Linked DNA regions of Homo sapiens: region 2 is linked to region 1. A link is an interaction called in ENCODE POLR2A ChIA-PET data of the cell type or tissue named here. Cell type or tissue: OCI-LY7. All regions are shown on one strand. Each heading gives the region's core, and the rest is flanking DNA. Links, peaks and the distances in the headings are about the cores only.

What was found. ChIA-PET counts read pairs that join two places held together with the same protein. Peaks named below come from ENCODE experiments on the same cell type or tissue, not always from the same donor. Only the 100,000 strongest peaks of a DNase experiment are listed, where the experiment ranks them.
Region 2: POLR2A ChIA-PET joins it to region 1 with 8 read pairs; 2 of 35 experiments call an interaction of 5 or more read pairs at or near these places.

The regions. Positions count from the first base shown.
Region 1 is chr6:166,572,406-166,576,799 of GRCh38, forward strand. All of the region lies in intron 1 of RPS6KA2 (ribosomal protein S6 kinase A2), which reads right to left. Among named protein-coding and RNA genes, the nearest start is that of RAMACL, 12 kb to the right of the region's middle. RefSeq lists an enhancer at 1-769. In OCI-LY7, for the core only: no CTCF peak of the experiment used is centred there; no DNase peak of the experiment used is centred there.
Region 2 is chr6:166,439,885-166,444,278 of GRCh38, forward strand. All of the region lies in intron 14 of RPS6KA2 (ribosomal protein S6 kinase A2), which reads right to left. Among named protein-coding and RNA genes, the nearest start is that of RPS6KA2-IT1, 23 kb to the right of the region's middle. In OCI-LY7, for the core only: CTCF peaks have their summits at 2,144 (motif pointing right) and 3,491; a DNase peak (open chromatin) is centred at 2,099.

The sequences.
Region 1 (4,394 bases), core at 177-4,176:
TAGGAAGGTGGCTGGTGGCCTCTCAGGCTGGCTAAGCCAAGGGATGTTTACTTTTGTCAATTTCTGCAGAAACCACACAAGTGGCTGGTGACGTATTTAGCTCTTTCCTCACAGTAACCCTCCTGAGGACTCTAGGATGATGTTCTCACATAGCTCTCATTGCCGGCTGCTTTCCCTGCCTGTTGCCCTGTGGCAGAGCCCTAGTTATGGGCTTACAGCTCCTCCACGCTCCACTGGTCATATGGCCTGGGGATAGGGGACCAGGGTGGCTGAACCTGGACCAGCAAGGCCCCCTTTCCTCCTGCCTGTGACCCCTCACTGAGGGTCCTTGGGGGACACAAGCAAAGAGGAACATAGCCCACACGGAGCCCGCGTCACTAGCAACGGCACACGTGTCTCTACCCTCATGCAGGGTGTGAGACAGAGCAGCTCCCACGTCCTCTGCTCCCCTTGAATCTGCACGTTCGGGTCTACCCCTGCCTGCTGAAGAAGAAAACAGGGGAAATGCAGGAATGCAGCTCATGAGGTTGGGCCCAGGGAGCCCCTGCGTGGTCAGAGGGAGCGGAGCACAGGAAAGGAAGAGAAAGGAGAGGCTCCTCTGCATGCCCAGCCCCACCCCACACCATGAGGACAGTGTGCCTGGGGTTCCCGGGGTGCCCAGAAGCTCTCGGGAGCCCTCCTTCACTGACAGGAGGGATGGCCCGGTGCAGGGAGGGCAGGAGGGTGAGATCTTTGGTCTGTGGGAAGCCACATCAGATGCAGAAAGTCCATTTCAAAGACAACACTGACCCTGCACAAATCCAGCTCCTCTGCCCTGTCACGAGAAGGGCACTCCATCAGGGCAGGCGCTCACCACCTCTGGTTAGAGCTTCCAGAACCTCGTGTTATGAAGCACATTCAGGGACGGGCAGCACCCTCGTGCAAACTCAGGGAAAACAGAGGGTCCACTGCTGCACCTAGGTTGAAGAGGATGGCAGGGTCTGCAGGGGGATTTTTATCTTTTTCTACGTAAAGGACAGAAGACCCAGCGCACGTGTTCTGATGCAGGAAGACGTACTGCTGTCTATGTAAAGTACAGATCAACAGCAAACCCAGGAATAAATTCCTGCTGAGGAAGGCATCCAGGTGCCTCCCTGCAGAATGTGCCCCTGGGTCAGGCTGCAGCTGACTTTTTACAAAGTGAGCTCGCCACTGCAAAGCCCCATGGGTTTTGTCACACTGACTCTGTGGCTCCGGCCTCACCGGCCTTTGCTGCACTTACTCCCATTGACTGCCAGGGTCGTGACCGTAAACACCGAGGTTCTCTTCCAGAGCCTGGTGGCATAAGCTTGCAGCCTCGAGTCCATTGGCTGCGTGGTGAAACAGTCTGGGAACTTCCCAGTTTTGAAAAAAGTTAGAGATGGAACTTCCCAGTTTTGAAAAAAGTTAGAGAGAACTTTTAAATAGTTAATAGAGCATTCAGAGAGAAGAAAGAGCTCCTCACGCATGTGAAGGTGTGTCAGATGCAGCAAATCCATTTCAAAGGGAACGCCGACCCACAAAGAGCAGCCACGCAGGATCTTTAAAAGGACTCTCAGTCCTAACAGCTCACAATAAACCATCTCTACGCGGTCCACTCAAGACACACTCAGGCCCTGCCGTGGTCATTCTCTCTCTACAGCACACAGAGGGCAATGGCACCACTCCTTGCTCTTATCCTGAGTCCTGGCGTGCTGACCGAGGCCAGGTGCAAGAGGGTTTTTTAATTTTTTAAATTCTTTAAAAAAACATTCTGGATTCAGGAGGTCCATGTGCAGGTTTGTTACGTGGGTCTATTGCATGACGCTGTGGCCTGGGGTATGGGTGGCCCCGTCACCCGGGTACTGAGCACAGTACCCAGTAGGTAGTTTTTAAGTTCACATGCCCCTCCTTCCCTCCTCCCCAGCAGCCCCCAGCGTCTGTTGTTCCCATCTTTATGTCCATGTGTATTCAATGCTGAGCTTCCAGTTTTAAGTGAGAACATGCATTTGGTTTTCTGTCCCTGAATTAATTTGCTTGGGATAATGACCTCCAGCTGCACAGATGTGGCTGCAAAGGACATGATTTCATTCTTTTTATGGCTGTGTAGTATTCTATCACGTATATGTACCACATTTTCTTTGTCCAATCCACCATTAATGAGCACCTAAGTTGATTCCACGTCTGTGCTATTGTGAACGTTGTTGCAGTGAAAATACAAGTGCATGTGTCTTTTTGGTAGAATGATTTATTTTCCTTTGGATATATACCCAGTAATGGAATTGGTGTGGTAGTTCTATTTTAAGTTCTGCAAGAGTATTTTAAATAAAAAGTTATATAAAGATAGGAGTAAGATGGAAACAGGAAACATACAAATGATTGCAGAAAAACCAGGTTAATTCATCAGGTAGCTTGAAAAGCGGGACTTTCTGAAGCAGTAAAATATCTGACTAGGTTCTATATAAATGAAACTTGTATTACCTACAAATAGAGTAGACTTAGTAAGACACCAAGAACCACCAGGAAGAGCTACCAAGGATCTACTTTTGTCAACAGATAAGAATGATTTTAAATGAACAAATCGAGAAAGATGGAACAAATAATTTAAAAATTTCCCTGGTCTGCCCCACTGCTCCCAGATAATTTCAGGTATCTGGCAGAAGAAACTGACTGCCCCAACCATGATAGGCACAGCCACCAACAAAACTAGACATGCAAAACGCCTGGCTCTTTTAACACAGCTTTTGTTTACGAACGCCATACAACTTCTCAGAGCACATTGGAGGAAAGATTTTCAACACATAAAAACTTTGAATAACTACAATGATTCATGTGATTTTTTTGTCTTTGCATTCAAAAGTCAGAAGCATAACACGAGGCTATGTGTGATCCGGGCTCAGGGAGTACGGGGGAGCGCTCAGAAGTGTACGGAGAACTATTTTCAGCGCTGGCTTTTGCTGGAGTCCAGACCTGCCAAATCGAGCACGAGAGGGCACCTTTTGCCAAGATGGAAGCACTATGAAATCCAAGGTTGCTCATTTCCGGTTCATTGTGTTTATCGTGTGAGGCTTTCCAGAAGGGAAAAAAGCCAGCTTCTATTTTAAATGACGATCCACTGATGAGCAGATGGGTTTGGTGTTGCTTTTTGTTTATTCTCTCTACATCTGAAAATATTTCAACATTTTAACTTCACAGAAGTATAATGATTTTTCTTTCCTTTTTTACATGCTTTCATTATTAAACGTTTTACCTCAGGAGAGTTAAGACCTCAGAACAACACCTCCCACTGAGCTGAATGGAAGGACACTAATGGGTCCACTGCCTCTTTATCAATGGGAACCATCTCTCTAAACACAGAATTTCCTCCATGGATTGGTTTGGAAGAATAAAATTTTCAGGTGTAAAGGAGCTCACCAAGATAGCAATCTATTCATTTCACATGAAAAAAAAATTCCAAAGATGAGAATGAATGACTTGAGGTCCCAAATAAAGCAAAATAGGTGATATGGTTTGGTTCTGTGTCCCCACCCAAATCTCATCTTGAATTGTACTCCCATAATTCCCATGTGTTGTAGGAGGGACCTGGTGGGAGATAATTTGAATCATAGAGGTGGTTTCCCCCTTGCTATTCTCGTGATAGTGAGTAAGTCTCAGGAGATGTGATGGGTTTATCAGGGGCTTCTGCCTTTGCTTCTTTCTCATTATCTCTTGCCACCACCATGTAAGAAGTACCTTACACCTCCTGCCATGATTCTGAGGCCTCCCCAGCCATGTGGAACTGTAAGTCCAATTAAACCTCCCTTTCTTCCCAGTCTTGGATATGTCTTTATCAGCAGCATGAAAATGGACTAATACAGTAAATTGGTACCAGTAGAGTAAGGCATTGCTGAAAACATACACGAAAATGTGGAAGTGACTTTGGAACTTGGTAACAGGCAGAGGCTGGAACAGTCTGAAGGGCTCAGAAGAAGACAGGAAAACGTGGGAAAGTTTGGAACTTCCTAGAGACTTGCTGAATGGCTTTGACCAAAATGCTGATAATGACGTAGACAATAAAGTTCAGACTGAGGTGGTCTCAGATGGAGATGAGGAACTTGTTGGGAACTGGAGCAAAGGTGACTCTTACTATGTTTTAGCACAGAGACTGGGCAGCATTTTGCCCCTGCCCTAGAGATTTGTGGAAGTGTGAACTTAAGAGAGATGAGTTCAGGTATCTGGCGGAAGAACTTTCTAAGCAACAAAGCATTCAAGAGGTGACTTGGGTGCTGTTGAAGGCATTCAGTTTTATAAAGGAAGCAAAGCATAAAGGTTCAGAAAATTTGCAGCCTGACAATGTGATAGGAAAGAAAAACCCATTTTCTGAGGGGAAATTCAAGCCGGTTGAGGAAATTTGCATA
Region 2 (4,394 bases), core at 177-4,176, 130 kb before region 1:
TGCAAGCCTGACACAGCTGCTGGCCTCCCGAGCTATGTATTGTAGATAAAGGGGCTGGCTGCAGGTGTGGGTCAGACTTCTGTCGGGCACCCAGCCTGGCCACCATCTGCTGTGTATCCACTCTCAGCCCCCAGAGCCCGCGGAAGGAACCAGCCTTGGGGACACTGGACTTTAGCCCAGTGAGACAGATTTCAGAATTCTGACATCCAGAGCTGGAAGACAATAAGCTCAGGTTGTTTTAAGCCACTAGATGTGGGGTAATGTGTTGCATTCCTAAACAATAGGAAACTAGCCTGTGTTGAAAGACCGGGGAGAGGTTTGCAGTGGGAGAGTTGAGAGCCAAGTTTTGGCTGGTGGGTGGGAGCCTGTGAGATGGGCTCGGGGACCCGGTAGTGGGCAGAAGGCACATGCTACATCTTATTGCTGATGACCGTCCTCCGCCGCATGCCTGCTGGGAGGGGCTGAGCATACGAGAAACAAAACCATAAGCCAATCACATTAAGCCTTTCTCGTTTCGAAAAAGCAAAAGTGCAGCTCGCTGCCAGCGCTCATTTGATTTTACATAAACATGTTCATTAAGGCTGAAACAAATCTGATTTTCCATGTGAAAATAAAATTTAAAAACTGTTACTGGAGTTATTTCTAAACAGAACTAATATCAGAATCATCTGAATCATCAGAATTGTCTATTTTGGAAAAATTGGATTCATCAAATGAATCTTTGGCCAACAACTGTTTGAGAACGAAGTTAACATCCCATGTAGGAATGCTACGTTTTCTAGGATTTGACATTATCAGCAATCGATTATGACTATATTTTGTAAATGGAAATGCCACTACTAAAAACAGAATGCTATCGATAGAATGATGTCCTTTGTTTCCAAAGTTGGTATACTAGAGCGGTGCAAAAATAATAATAAAAGTGAGATATTTCGCGGCAAAGTTATCTCGGGGCAAACGCTGCAGCCGCAAGTGCCGCCGGTGAGTATTCTTGGGGAAAACGGGCAAAGGGTTAAATCATCCAGAAAGGCAGCTTCCCAGTGTGTGTTTCGAGGAGATACAAATGCCCAACCAATTCCACTGAGGAGCTTCTTTGATTAGAGAATGCCTGTGCAGAGACACAGGCTGGACAGAGCATCTATTCTGGCAGGCGATACAGTCATTTTCCCGTCTTCGAGTCTCTCTCTTCTGGTGGAAGAGAAATTTATGCCACCGTTTTCCTCAGTCATGCAATCTGTTACCAAAGCTGCCCCGTCTCCTTCCTTGTCCATCTAAATGTTGCTTTCTTTCTTTTCTATTTTCTATTTTATTTAACTGCTCCTAGTCCCGGCCTCTGTGCCTGTGAACGCTCCTTTCTCTGTTTCCACTGTGGCTGTGAAGGCATCTACAGCCTCTGCCTGTCTCTGCACCACTGCTGTTCTTGAGATGGTTCATGTTGCTCCTTCACATAGCTCAACTCTCAACTGCTGTTTCTCTTTGCTTCAAATTTTCACATGATTTCTATGAAAAATGCATTTTGATCCCTAAAGACAGGACTGGCCTGGACCTCTCTCTTCCCAGGTTTGGCCACAGTGGTTTGACTCAGCTGCACAGCCACCTCTGTTCCCCAAGACGGGTGCAGCTAACACCCCACGTGATACTGGGAAGCCCCATGGTGAAACCATCCACTGCTTTCTCAATGGCTTAGAATTCTTTGCAGGACCTGGCACTGGATCCTCTGGAGTGAACTTGAACACAAGCTCCCCTGAGTCCTCTCCTTCTCCGGCCCCGTGCGGCTCACTGCAGCGCCCAGCGTTAGGCCATGGGCTCTTTCAAGATGTAGCTTCTGCAACAAGCCCAGGTGCTGCCCTGAGGACGAGCAGGCTGTGATCCACAGGAGCCGGGGCTAGTGCTGCCAGTGACCTCGGAGCACAGACTGAAAACAGAGGTCTACATGAACGCAGACCATCCTGAATGCTGTGGGGAAGGAAGCTGGAGCAGCTGCCGGGGGCCGGGGGCCGGGACCCTGGCTAGGGGCCTCGCAGCTGAGTGCTGGAGGAACCAGGTGCACTGTGCCTTTGGAGGTGAAGTTAGAGGAAGCGGTCCGGCTGCCGCTCAGCACTTACACAGCTGAACCATGGCCCACTTGGTGGCAGCAGGACCTTTCACTGGGGTACACCCAGACTCATAAGACCAGGAGACTCAGGTGCGATTTTACATAGAGCTCCACTTGCACCTGGCACACCTTCCCCTTACAGCCTAGGGACTTTGGCTATTTATCAAACAATGGATTTTTCTTGCAGGTCCCATGACTTGAGCTTTCCAGCTATTCTGAAGCCCAGCCTTACTGCCCAGCCCCATCTGCTCTGAATACTGCCTCATTCTTTCATGGTTTGGGTACTCTGAGATGCATAGAGCATCTGGCTGAAACAGAACACTGGGGCTCCCCGCCTTATGACGAGTGAGTCTGCTGGACAGGGGTCGAGAGTGTGCACTCGGGGTCTGACTGCTTGGACGGGAACCTGCTCTCTCACTGACCGGCTGCGACTTCTCGCATATGTGTTGAACCGTTCTGAGTTTCTGTTCCCTCATGGGGATAATGAAAATAATTACACCGTGGGATGCTGTGAGGATTAAATGACTTCACACATACAGAGCGCTTATAGCAGTGCTTGGCACGTACTGAGTATGAAGTATTTACTCTCGTCATCCTCGTAACTCTCGTCACCATATTCTATCTAACGCCTGCAGCTCCTGGTCTCAGGAACTTCAGTTCTCGGGCAGTTTCCTCTTCATATGTGTACTGACGTTGGTGTTTTGCAAAAGAGGGTCAAGGTGGCAAAATTGGCACTCGAATGATGTAATGTAGTTTTATGCCTATTATGACATCTATAATAAATAAAAACTTCAGTCATTAGTAGAGATGGCCAAGAGCTCTCTCAAGGTATGTGTATTAAGCTTATGAGAAGGGGAGATACTAGTGACACAAGCTAACATTTCTGTAGTGAATTAGCTATGATATGTGTAGACAGTTGACCCTTGAACAACATGGGGGTTAGAGGTACCGACCCCTCAAGAAGTTGAAAATGCACATATAACTTTTGACTTCGCCAAAACCTAACTAATGTCCCACTGTTGACTTAAAGCTTTACCAGTAACATAAACGGTCCATTAACACATATTTTGTATTTGTATAATTATATACTGTATTAAGAATAATTATACAATTATATACTGTATTAAGAATACAGTATATAATTCTGTAATAATACGATCTAGAGGAAAGAAAATGTTACTAAGCAAATCATAAGGAAGAGAAAATACATTTAGTGTATGGGACTGTATTTATGGATATAGTGAGTTTATGCCATCTGTTCACAAGATGGATCGTCTGTCTGAAAAGGGGGGCACTCACAGCTGCAGACCTCAACCTGGGGTACGTATCATGCAATTCAACTTTTGTTTTTTTTGGTCATGTGATGACTTTTCTCTGCCTCTTGGGAGCACTCACAGCGTCCCTAGTGGCACGGGACTTCTTAGTGGTTCTATGGTGTTATTCAAGGTTTATGGAACTGCACTAAACACGGTGAAAAATATGTGAGAACCACAAGATACCATTTTTTACTGCTATTCCCAATTCCCTGGAGAGACAGACTCCTCACATGGAGACGAGGAGTGTCACAGGACGTTTAAAGCGGATCCTTCCAACACCTGAGCTTACTACAGCAGCAATGGAAGGCTGCTGTGAAATTCTTACGGTAGTGCCATATTCGCCACAGTTAATTTGCTGCAGCTATGATTTAATGCTGAATCTATGTTTGTTTACATTTATCTCAACTGCAAATGGCGCCACGTATGGTCTATGCTTGAGCACATAAATTTTGATACATTTTAAGTTTGTATAATAAATCTGTGTATATTTTATAGTAGAAAATGATAAAATAGACTAGCATCTATGTATATTTTATGCATCCTGACATACCATTTTCTTAACTTTTTAAATATTTCTAGGCTATGTGGTTTGTCTGTGAGTTTCTTCAAATTGTAACAAATCTCTAAAAAATTTTCCAGTATATTTACTGAAAAAAATCTGCATACGTGGATCCTCACAATTCAACCCCGTGTTGTTCAAGGGCCAACTGTATATATTTACATATTCCCCCACCAATATAATGCCAGGAATCCTTCCATTTATACAAATCAGCACTATCTAGAATATGTACCTAATTATGTTAAGCAACAAAGTCCTAAGAATAAAATAAAAACAAATAATTCCCTCTCTCAATTCTTATAAAGTGAATACAGCATCTTTGATGGAATAGGAATATTATTTTTTCTTTCAAATACACCTCTCCCCTTCCTTTTAATCCTCCTGGATCACGATTACCTCCAACACTTAATAGTCACTTCTATTT